Regions from separate parts of the Homo sapiens genome. Here region 1 is linked to region 2. A link is an interaction called in ENCODE POLR2A ChIA-PET data of the cell type or tissue named here. Cell type or tissue: Panc1. All regions are shown on one strand. Each heading gives the region's core, and the rest is flanking DNA. Links, peaks and the distances in the headings are about the cores only.

Evidence for each region. Peaks named below come from ENCODE experiments on the same cell type or tissue, not always from the same donor. Only the 100,000 strongest peaks of a DNase experiment are listed, where the experiment ranks them.
Region 1: POLR2A ChIA-PET joins it to region 2 with 10 read pairs; 2 of 35 experiments call an interaction of 5 or more read pairs at or near these places.

The regions. Positions count from the first base shown.
Region 1 is chr17:72,148,530-72,154,601 of GRCh38, reverse strand. No RefSeq gene overlaps it. Among named protein-coding and RNA genes, the nearest start is that of SOX9, 31 kb to the right of the region's middle. In Panc1, for the core only: no CTCF peak of the experiment used is centred there; a DNase peak (open chromatin) is centred at 2,811; H3K4me3 peaks cover 1,045 bases; H3K27ac peaks cover 4,705 bases.
Region 2 is chr17:72,404,414-72,410,485 of GRCh38, reverse strand. LINC00673 (long intergenic non-protein coding RNA 673) reads left to right here. Exons shown (of 4, transcript NR_152516.1): 4 at 5,670-6,072. Among named protein-coding and RNA genes, the nearest start is that of LINC02003, 65 kb to the right of the region's middle. In Panc1, for the core only: no CTCF peak of the experiment used is centred there; no DNase peak of the experiment used is centred there; H3K4me3 peaks cover 407 bases; H3K27ac peaks cover 3,775 bases.

The DNA of each region.
Region 1 (6,072 bases), core at 585-5,584, 260 kb after region 2:
ATAGGGAAAAATTGGAAACAAACACGTGCAAATTGCAAATTTCTTACTCTTATATGAGTTTTTGTGCCCTTATATGAGTTTATTTTAGTCTAGATTCTGAGAACTTGAAGAATGCATATTTGAAATGACAAATATTGCCATGTTGCCCTACAAAGGACCATAGTTATTGACTCACCCACTGTTAGTGTATGGGGGCACCTGTCTTTCCACACTCTCTGCCATGCTGGGTAATGCCAATTTTTTTAAAGTTTTTGCGAGATATTTGGAACAGTGTTACCTAACTAATACAGTAAGCACTATGCATGTATGGCTATATAAGTTGATTAGAATGAAATAAAATAAAAAAATTCAGCTCCCCAGCCATACCAGTCAAATTCCAAATGTTTGATAACTGCACATTGCCCTAGAGGCGATCATATTAACAATGATCATACAGAGCATTTCTGCCATCACAGAAAGTTCTGCCAGACAGTGCTGCTCTTGCACAAAAAAATGAAATCTCATTGGTGTTTCATGCCTGTTCCCGATACTAGTAAGATTGATCAGCTTTTCATAGAATGATTATAGGAAACTCTTAGGCACACCTGCTATGTAACAAGCATTAATCTAAGTGCATGATGCAGGTAATCCACTTAATATATTGATTGACCTGTTGTTTGAATGCAGACAAGAAGGCTCAAGAAGTGAAAGGGAGTTTGAAGGTGCCCCGGAGAGAGGACTAACTGAGCCCGCAGGTCCCTGGGGAGGATTTGGAGCAATTGGTCTTTGATAGCAGAAGGGACTTGTTTTCCCCTGAAGCATCAGGGAAGGAGGAGGAGAAGATGACTAAAGTGGGGCTGCATCTGTAGGTTTAGTGGGGATGGCTTCCATCTTCTCTGTGAAATATAAGGCATGATCATCACCCGGAAGGGAAGGAACAGGGGACATTTCCAATGGGAGGGTCAAGGAAAGCAGAGGTAAACCATAACCACTCACTCATGACAGCAATGTAGTTATAGATCTGATTTTCTTTCAGCAACTATGCTGGCATTAAACTTACAGCAAGGTGTGCCCTCTGAGACTGAGTTTTCTCAGTGTGGAATGCTTAGCTTCTGAGAAGCTTAGATGAAAGCTCCTACGTAATGGCTGGGGGTGCTGCCCAACATTCAGTAGAGCCCCAGGAAGTTTCTGTTGAATGAATGAATGAAGTAGCTGTGTTTTTCTCCCCCCTTTTCCACTTTCTGCTCCCACCTCCAAGCAAATTAGTGTATGCGTCCTTTCAAATTTGGTCAAATACCTAAAACAATGTGAGCAAATCCTGGTAGAGTGAGCTTCAGCAAGTGCATGTCCTCTAACCAAAATTAAGAAACGTGCCACCAACATGGCACATGTATACATATGTAACAAACCTGCACATTGTGCACATGTACCCTAAAACTTAAAGTATAATAATAATAAAAAAAAAAAAAAAGAAAAGAAACGTGCCACCTAGCTCCCCAGGCAAGTAACCCTGTCCAGCCCAGCCCAAGGTCCCTGAGGGGGTCTGTCCTTTCTTTAGCTCTTAGCTAGTCCACAGCCATCCAGGCCGTTTCCTCTTTGTCTTGGCTTGGAGTTGAATGGACGTAGCCCTCCCTTCGGTTGGAGGTGTAAGCTGCAGTAATGTTGCCTTCCTGAGGTCTCTTCAGCCTCTGACCCCTGACAAGCAGGTAGAATGAACTTCTTTAGAGAATTATATGCACCTTGGAATCTTCATAATGAGTTCCCGACTAACCAATCAGAAAAGAAAATGCAGCTTGGGAAGTGAGGGTGAAGGGAATGGGAATGTCTCCTCAAGGATTTTCTCCCTGGGCCTAAAGTATTTACATTCAGATTTGCATATAATTTGCATATAATTTGTCTGGCTACAAAGCCTTTCTGTTGTTCAGATAATGTGTAAGCTGCAGTTTATTTCTACTGTGTCCTTCTCTGCCCCTGTCTTTCCTTACCTCATCTACTCAAATGTGTGGTAGAAATGTCAGGACTGTCAGGGACCAGTTTGGTGTTTGGGACAAGGGTAGGCTCTGGGTCACATTCTTTCTGTGTTAGCAATGCTGCATGATATTATGCATTTTATTGTTGCAAAACATTTTGGACAGCAAAAGAAACCAGAACGGGGCTGCCTGGAGTAGGGTTGGAAGCAATAAGTAGAGGAGTGAACTTGGCTCAATTAGAAAGGGGAGTAAGTCAGATAAACCAAAAAAAAAGGTGAAGTCTGGGAAAATTAATTAATAACCCTTGCTAACATTTTATTTAAAATGCTTACAGCATACCAGACATCGTTTTCAGCACTTTCAATGTATTATGTGTTTAATCATCATAACAGCCTTGGGAGGTGTGTAACAATTGTTACCTCCTTTTTATAGATGAGTAAACTGAAGCACACAGTGTAAGTAACTTGTCTAAGATTGTGCAGCTAGAAAATAGACAATCAGGATTTGAACTCGATCTTCAGAACCTGGAACTGTGCTTTAAACTAGTCTAGTGTGCTGTGTACAGAACAAGAAGGCATAGTTACAGAAGTGAGAGCGAGTGCCAGCTCTTAACTTTAGGCTGCAGGGATCAGATGCTCAGGCCAGTAAAGGGTTAGGGACAAAGTATCTGGATATCCATGGGGTGGAGAGGTGAAAAGAGGGTTTAGAGGCTGCGCCTACAGCACGAATGAGCTGTAGCTCTGCCGTCACCTCCTTCTGGCTTGGTCTGAAGCCACCCTTGTTTGCTCTTTCTCTTGGCTCTTGGGTTAGAGTTGACAGAGGACTCGCTTCAGGGTAAAAACTGGCCTCAGCCGGTGGCAGTGGCCTGGTGGCTGAACTTAAGCCTGCTGATGTGGATAAGCAGGAATACTTGGTCAGTGGCCAGGACTAAGAGGTCGGCAGGACAAACAATGGCAAGGATGAGTCACTGCTTTATAGTCAAACACAGAGGATCTGTCTTATCAGGGCCCGAGTGACCCACAGGAGAATGCTGCTTGCCGGAGAGAAGAGATGCTGCTTGGAATCTTTCCACAATGGGAAAAGGGAACAGAGGAGTCGCTGCTCCGTGGAAGCCTGGAAATTACTTGGTTTCTCTGTTTAGTCAAACTCTTCGTTTTCAGCATTGATCTGAAATGTAACTTTTCCCCTGGTTTTGATTCATTTTTAAAAAACATTGTATTTTGTTTATGGCGATGATGTTGACTGTTCCGGGATGAAAAGGAGCCAACAGCAGCTGGGAAGTGAAGGGGGATGTAGCTGAGAACAAACCTTGCAGGAGTGAAGGGGAGAAAAATAATTATGAAAGATGGCGTAGAGGCCGGTTAGTATTGGCTGAGACAGTGTGAGAAACTTCCTTGTGCTGGGGCAGTGTTGTCGAGGAGAGAGTGTTGTCATCTGAATTAATTTGCATGACAATAGGCTGAACCCTTATTATGCATAGGGATGCTAATGGGCACCAGCCACAGTGCATTTCCATGGGAAAAGCCTCTTCCTTTGAGGAGACAACCTCTTCCTCCTCCCCTTCCCCACCTCCCCTCCCCCTTCCTCCTCTCCCGACCTCTCCTCCTCCCCTCCTCTCTGTTCTCCCCTCCTCCCCTCCTCCTTTTCCATTTTTCTTCCCTCTTTTCCCTCTTCTCCCCCTCCTCCTTCTCACAGTGGAAGCCCCAGCCCCTCTCCTAGTGGAATATACCCTTGGGGTGGCCACTCTTAATGGGAAGGAGAAGGTTCTATGAGGTGGAAGGAATGAATGCTTTCCAAAACCTCTCCAGACCTCTTACGAAATGACCAAGGAGGAGGTGTGAGTGCGTGTAGTATAATCGAAAACAAATGGATCCCAAATATTGCCAACCTAGTTGTCATTGGAGATGTTGGGGGAGAAGCCACCGTGTGGGAGCAGGTGGGGCAGAAGATACCGAGGTTTAGGGTGAGAGTAGGGCCCAGGAAAAAGGGCAGAGACAGCCTTTATTCAAGGACTTTGAAAATGTGTTCGGTGCAAGCCGTTCTCTTGTAGTGTTTCCATTGCACGCCCTTGAAGAAAGACTTAAAACTTGGCACAGTGGGGCTGCTCTATCTCACTTCCAACACCACCACACTTGGGGAGGCCGGAGAATTCAAGGGCAGAGTCTGGATCCAGATTATCTGGGTTCAAATCCCATCTCTGCTGTTTACCAACTATCTGATACTGACTTTTTGACTTAACTTTTTGTTGCCCTAGTTTCTCCACAGGTAAAATTGAGATATTAGTGCCTTTTCCCCATCAGGCTGTTGTTTGGTTGAGACAAGGCATGCGAAGTGCCTAGAACATACCTGGCATGTTGTAGATACTCAAGGAATGTTAGCTATTACCATCTTCCTTTCTTCTCTAGATAGTTCTCCTTCCACTCCGTTGTCTCTTGTTCCTTTAGAAGATCTCTTCAAGTGTTAGGTGACTGATGGCTCTGACTAATCCCCCAAAGCCCTACATGCCTCTATCCCTGTTCCCCCTGCCCCCACCCCCCACCCCCCCATACAACCACCCTGCTGGTGGCAAAAGAAGTGAAGACCAGGCTTCGTGGGACTGGACCGCTCATGATCACATTGTGTCCTTGGGAAGGGTCTGTCCCTGCTTTGTCACACGGGAAGATAAAAGGTCAGCTGATGAACCTGATTGTACTGTGGGTGCTGGGAGTTCTCAGCAGCTTATCTATAAAATGCCTCATGGTATAAAGTGTTCTCTTTTGTCCAGAACAAGATTTGATTGTCAGAGATGAAATAACTGCCTCTTAAGTGATTTTGACTTGCTTAGCTTTGCCTCACGGTGTCACTGAGGAGGAGAGATAAAGACATCTCATTAATGGGGCTGCTGACCTACCCAGAGGCTTGAAGGGTGAGACTTGGGCACTTCAGCAGCAGTTCTCACACTTTTTTTTTAAAGCTCATGTTTGAGAAATATAAATATTTCTATATTATCATTTAATATCTCAAAATAGATATTTTCACTAAATGTAATTAAAACAGGTGATAATTCTAAATTTTCTTTTTATAAGGCCTTGATTTGAGGGTGTGATGAGGACCAATCAACAGTCTGGTATTAACTCATAAAGCTCTAGCGTGATACCTGTGTCAGAGGCGTTTGAATCAGAGCAACTCCATCTTGAATGGGAGCTGGGTAAAATAAGGCTGAAATCTACTGGGCTGCTTCTGAGGCAGTTAGCCATTCTAAGTCACACGATGAGATAGGAGGTCAGCACAAGACACAGGTCATAAAGATCTTGCTGTTAAAACAGGTTGCAGTAAAGAAGCTGGCAAAACCCACCAAAATCAAGACGGTGAGGAGAGTGACCTCTGGTCATCCTCACTGCTACACGCCCGCCACCACCATGACAGTTTACAAATGCCATGGCAACGTCAGGAAGTTACCCTGTATGGTCTAAAAAGGAGAGGCATGGATAATCCACCTCTCATTTAGCATATCATCAAGAAATAACCATAAAAATGGGCAGCTGGGTGCAGTGGCTCACGCTTGTAATCCCAGCACTTTGGGAGGCTGAGGCGGGTAGATCACGAGGTCAGGAGTTTGAGACCAGCCTGGCCAACATGGTGAAACCCCGTCTCTACTAAAAATACAAAAATCAACTGGGCATGGTGGTGCACACCTGTAATCCCAGCTACTCAGGAGGCTGAGGGAGGAGAATCGCTTGAACCCGGGAGGTGGAGGTTGCAGTGAGCCGAGATCGCACCACTGCACTCCAGCCTGGGCGATAGAGCTAGACTTCATCTCAAAAAAAAAAAAAAAAAAAAAAAAAAAAAAAAAAAAAAAAGCCAACCATCGGCCTTCAGGGCTGCTCTGTCTATGGAATAGCTATTCTTTTATTCTTTTACTTTCATAATAAACTTGCTTTCACTTTACTCTGTGGACTCACCCTGAATTCTTTCTTGTGCAAGATCCAAGAACCCTCTCTTGGTGTCTGGATTGGGACCCCTTTTCGATAACACCTGGTTGGTACCCATGACAGGGTGGAGGGATTTGAGGCAGATATCAAGCTTCTTTACCCTTGTGCTTAGGATGGCTGCCATATCTTACAAACCTTTTTTGACTGTTCAA
Region 2 (6,072 bases), core at 556-5,555:
ACAACAACGGGCTGGGCACGGTGGCTCACGCCTGTAATCCCAGCACCTTGGGAGGCCGAGGCAGGTGGATCACTTGAGGCCAGGAGTTCGAGACCAGCCTGGCCAATATGGTGAAACCCCATCTCTACTAAGAATACAAAAATTAGCTGGGCATGTTTTACACACCTGTAATTCCAGATACTCGGGAGGCTGAGGCAGGAGAATCACTTGAACCTGGAAGCCAGAGGTTGCAGTGAGCTGAGATTGTGCCACTGCACTCCAGCCTGGGTGAGGCTCTGTCTAAAAAAAATAAAAAAATCCAAGACAACACAACAATGACTTAACTAAGACAGAAGAGCATTTCTCTCTCACATAGAAATCCAGAGGGAGGCCATTTAAGGCTAACGTGATAGCTGTGGAGTTGTCAGCCATCTAGGCTCCCATCTTCCTGTTAGACCATCTGACTGCATGCCTTCCATTTTCCATGTCCCTGAGTCCAAGATGATTGCTGGAGCACCAGCCATCATGTCCTCATTGAAAGCAGAAGATAGTAAAGGCAGGCAAGTAAAAACTGGGCTCCTTCCAGCACCTTTTGAAGCAGCCTCCCCAGAAGTCCTGCAACACTTCTGCTTTAATCTCCTTGGCCAGATCTTGGTCACATGGTCATATCTCACTTACAGGAAGGCTGGGAAATGTAGTCTTTTTACTCTGATCTGCAATGTGTGAACTCCAAATTAGAGTTCTGTTACTAAGAGGAAAAGGTAGAATAGATACGGGAGTGGCCAACTAACAGATTATGCTCATCTGTGCACACCTACTCTTTCCTAAGGGTTGTGGTGTATTTGGCATCTACCATGTGCCAGCTGCTTTTCATGTATTATCTCATTTAATCCTAAGAGCTTTGCAAGGTGGATAATAATATCTCTATTTTGCAATGATGAAACTGAGGCTTTCAGAGATGAAGCCACCTGCCCAAGTTATCAGTCAGCAAATGGTTTAATTTAACATTCCACTTCGAAGCCAGGGCCACTTCTTGCCTTAGATGCTCTCACAGACCTGCTCTTTTCTTGCTGAGGCTGCAGGGTGTTGGTTTGAGCTTTCCAAGCCAAATTCCAGCTCCCACCCCTTTTGCCCAGCTCCCCTTCACTGTTACCAATATCTCTCCTATGATACTCTCTTCAAAAGGCTCTCGGAAAATACACTGTATTGACAAGATTAGTTTCTTATTGCTGGTGTGATAAATGACCACAAACTCAGTGGTCAGAATTGAATTGGAGAACACCCAGCAGGTGTCCGCAGCTCCGTGTCGGGGGGATAATCCCCACAGATTTGGTCACCAACATCTTCTGTGTTGATTGTTGTGGGGTGAGAGCAGAGGAAGAGCATGGTTGGAGAGAGTTTTCCCTGCACAGTCACGATGAGGGCTCAGAGGGACTGACAAGGAAGAAGATGGTTCTCCAGCTTGAAGAACTCAGAGAAACACGTTTAGTGGTTTATTCTAAAGGCTGTTACGAAGGCTACAGGTGAAGAGATGCATAGGGTGAGGTGTGGGGGAAGGGCTGTGGAGCTTCTATGCCCTTCCTGGATGCTCCACCCTCTAGGAACCTCCATGTGCTCAGCTATCTGGAAGCTCCCCAGAGAACCCTGTCCTCTTGGGGTTTTATGGAAGCTTCATGACATCAGCATTCCTTCCCCAAGGGTATAGGGCGGGTCCTGCTCTGGGGAGGGTCTCAAGACCTATAGTCAGAAAGGTGGGGAAGATTAGTCCTGCCTTCGGGAAGGGTAGTGGCTTAAAACAACACAAATTCATTCTTTCACAGTTCTGGAGACCAGCTTCACTGAGCAAAAGTCCAGGCATCTGCGTGGCTTCCTTCTGGAAGTTCTGGGGGAGAATCTGTTTTCTTTGACCCCTTCCTTGAATCCTTCCAACCTCTTGCTTCCATTATCACACTGCCTACTACCTCTCTGGGATCAGATCTCCCTCTGCCTCTCTCTTATAAAGACACTTGTGATCACAGTTAGGGCCTACCTGGATAGTCCAGGCCAACTTCTCAAGATCCTTAATCACATCTGCACAGGCCTTTTTGCCATATGAGGTAGGATTCACAGCTTGCAGGGATCAGGGTGTGGATATCTTTGGGGGCTACTATTCAGCCCCCAACAGGAGCCCTCTTGCTACTGTTCTTCCATTTCTTGTCCCCATCTTTTTTTTCCAAACACAGAATGTACATAGATTTCACTTCTGTCTGGGGTTTTTTTAAAAAGGCCAGAAACATGGTCTACAGGGCAAGGCGATGTGTTGGGAGGGTTTGTCTAATCAACTCCCAGTGGCCATAGCAACAGACATGAAAATATTCAAGTGGAAAGGGACTGGGGGTGGAGGGGAGGGTATGGAAGGATCCTGCCCTAGAGGGGCCTGTGTCACCTCAGTCAGGTGACTTAACCTGTGGAGTGATGTACGATGGAGAAGCATAATCAGTAGCTATGGTAGTTCCGTAGCGAGCTTTGCAAAGCTTCCCTGTAATTCTAGGGGATCAGATCTCTAGATGCCTTCTAATTCCTGCTCCTCCTATGGTCTTTCTCTAGGCTAATAGAGGTGTGTCTTTAGTGGAATACAAATGCCATATCTAGAAGAGTTTGATTTGTGGGGAGGAGGGAGAGTTAGGATCTGCTTATGGCCTAACCTCATTTTCCTCCCTTGTGTGGATTCCCTCATCCCCCCACACATCCCTTGGCTGGGCCAGCCCTGCTGGGATGAGAGTCTGTGGTGTTGTATGTTTTGCTTTTTATTTTATTTTGCAAATGCCTCACAGCATTCCCCTCTGTGTTTAATGTCCCACTGCCAAGTGCATGCAGTTGCCCGGCAACAAGAAGGAAGTCCCTGGGTGATTCACCCGGCTGTTGCCAATTAATTTGCGAGCTGCATGCATCTCCCAGGGGAAAAGGGCTCTCTCCGAGACAGCTCAGAGGGCCACTAACCAGGTGGAGAAACGAAACCAGAGGAAGGTCAGCAAAACTTTGGGTTTGTGTGGGGTGTTTTCAGGTCCAAATGAAAGGGTGTGTCCAGAGGGCCCTGGCAACACCTGTGGCAAAGACTCCTGGCTTCCTTCTTGGCCACCAATCAGAGAGCTGCCTGGAGCACACAAGCACTTCTGTGTCTGCACATTGGTTGCCTTTTTGATTTTTCATCCTTTTATTTTTTAGTTGACTCTAAAATGCAGACTCTCCTGTCCCAGTTCATCTGCAGAGAAATGTCTTGAACCGTTTTTCTTCTTGTCAGTCCCTCTGGGCTCTCATTGTAACTGTGTAGGGAAAACTCTCTCCAACCGTGCTTTTCCTCTGCCCTCACACTACAACAGTCAACACGGAAGACATTGGTGACCGAATGTGTGCAGGTTTCTCCCTGACACCAATTCAACTCTGATACCATCTACCTGGAGATAGCATCAGATCCCATGGGTTGAGGACTCAGTACCCAAGACTGCCCCCTCCTCCCCAGACACCAGTGGCCAGTCCAGGCCTCTGGAACTTCTCACCGACCAGCTTTAAGTTGGGGTTCCCATGACTCCCCTCTTTGGGTTCAATTAATTTCCTGGAGCAGCTCACAGAACTCAGGGAAACACATTTAGTGGTTTATTCTAAAGGCTGTTACAAAGGATACAGGTGAAGAGATGCATAGGGTGAGGTGTGGGGGAAGGGGCACTGGGCTTCCCTGTCCTCCCTGGATGCTCCACCCTCCAGGAACTTCCATGTGCCCAGCTATCTGGAAGCTCCCTGAAGAACCCTGACTTCTTGGGGTTTCATGGAAGCTTCATGACGTCAGCATTCCTTCCCCAAGGTATAGGGCAGATTCCTCTCTGGGGAGGGTCTCATGAGTCAGAAAGGTGGGGAAGATTAGAGTCCTGTCTTGGAGCAGGTGTAAGGAGGGCAGGAGAGGGATTCTGTTTCCTGAGGCCCAACATTATAGCAAAAGACTGTAACAAGGGCTATGGGAGTTATGAGCTAGGAACTTAGGACGAAAACCTGTGTGTGTGTGTGTGTGTGTGTGTGTGTGTGTGTGTGTGTGTGTGTTTATCAAATAACACCACAGTGTCATTATCTCATCTCTGGCCACTGGTGCCCTTCTCTCTGGGTTTCCTGGCCACTGCACACATCCCCACCAAGGCCTCAGCTAGAGCCCTCATGAAGGAGAATTCCTTTGCACCAGGTTGAGTGGGGCCCCCAGGTCTTTTGAGGGACAGAAGGGGGCCTGTTGGTTTCCAAATGCCCCCAGAATCCATCGTGCATTTCCCTCAAGGCCTTGCTGTCCTCTGGCCCCATACTTGCCTAAGGAAACCTTTGATCCATGTTATGTCTCCATTATGGCCTGTGAGGGTGGGGTTTGCCTGTCTGGCTGATTCCTGTATCCACAGCATCTAATCCAATATGGTACTTGTGAATGCATGGATTTGTGGTTGCCCAGGTATTCCTTGTGGATTGATAGTGATTGCTAGAATCAGAGACCCAGAGGGCAGCCTCTTTCATAAGGCCTATGTTATCTGTATCTGTGAATAGGCCTGATATGGTTTGGCTTTGTATCCCCACCCAAATCTCATCTTGAATTGTAATCCCCATAATCCCCAGGCGTGGAGGGAGGAATCTGGTGGGAGGTGATTGGATCATGGGGGCGGGTTCCCCCATGCTGTTCTCATGATAGTGAGTGAGTTCTTACAAGATCTGATGATTTTACAAGTGTCTGGCATTTCCCCTGCTTGCTCTTCTCTCTCCTACCGCCATGTGAGAAAGGTCCTTGCCTCCTCTTTGCCTTCCGTCACGATTGTAAGTTTCCTGAGGCCTCCCCAGCCATGTGGAACTGAGAGTCAATTAAACCTCTCTCCTTTGCAAATTACCCAGTCTCAGGTATTTCTTTATATTGGTGTGAAAACAGACTAATACAAGGCCCCTGACTTGCACTGCTAAGACTCATCAGTTTTAAAATAGGGCACTCTCCTGAAGGCATTTGGTGCTATTCAATATATTTGTTACTCAGTAATGGAAGGTAATGTTGAGGGGTGAACATCAAGGAAAGTATCGTGAGTCCAACTCCATCTTAATTTATTTGCTATCAGAATTAGGGAAAAATAAATATATTTAATGGTGTCTTACCATTTCCTCTGAGCTATCCACTCTGAGTAAGTTCCTAATTTATTGTTAAGGGTGTTTCAGAAGCAGAGAGAAGTTCCTAGTAAATCCTAAACATTAGGATTAGGGACCAGAGCCCTGCTGTTCTGTAGCAAGAACACCGGCACCCTCTGTGCCTCGGCTTTCCACTATAAAGTGGGTGATCTACCACCCCCATGCTCCCTGCCCCATAAATCACAGAAATAATAGTGACCTGCTGAAAAACAGAATTTTCCACTTCCTCTGGACTGGCTGCACTCAGTGGCATTTTAAAAAATCAGCTCTGGATTTCGTAGTGGGATTTGTGTAGGAGGGTTCCTGGTGATGATTCAGTGGATGGATAGTTCCTTGAGAGGTATAAATAGGCTTTCCCCCACCCCCACCCCCGACACTTAACTAAAATACTGCTTTTTGAAGTATATGTTCTGTTCAACAGCTAAAGCATTATAAACCAAAGACAGTAATGTGATGCTAGCCCCTGAAAGGGCAGAAGCTAGAATCTAATTCTCATGCTGTTTTTTGGTCTACAGGATGGGAAGGACTGATCCACATTCCCACCAGGAAGTTTAGCAGAACCCCCGCGTGCCACCTGGACCCCTTGGAAGGACCTGGCTCAGGCTGGACCACCTCTTGAGAGGCAGGAGCTCTGGATTTGATCAAGAATTCTTTGCTGAGCATGGTGCCTCATGCCTATAATCCCAACACTTTGGGAGGCCAGTGTGGGAGGATCTCTTGAGCCCAGGAGTTCAAGACTAGCCTGGGCAACACAGAGAGACCCCATCTCTAAAATAATAATAATAATAAAATAAAAAATTAGCAGGGCATGGTGGCATGTGCCTGTAGTCCCAGCTACCCAGGAGGCTGAGGCAAGAGGATGGCTGGAGCCTGGGATGTTGAGGCTGCAATGAACTGTGATTACCCCACTGCACTCCA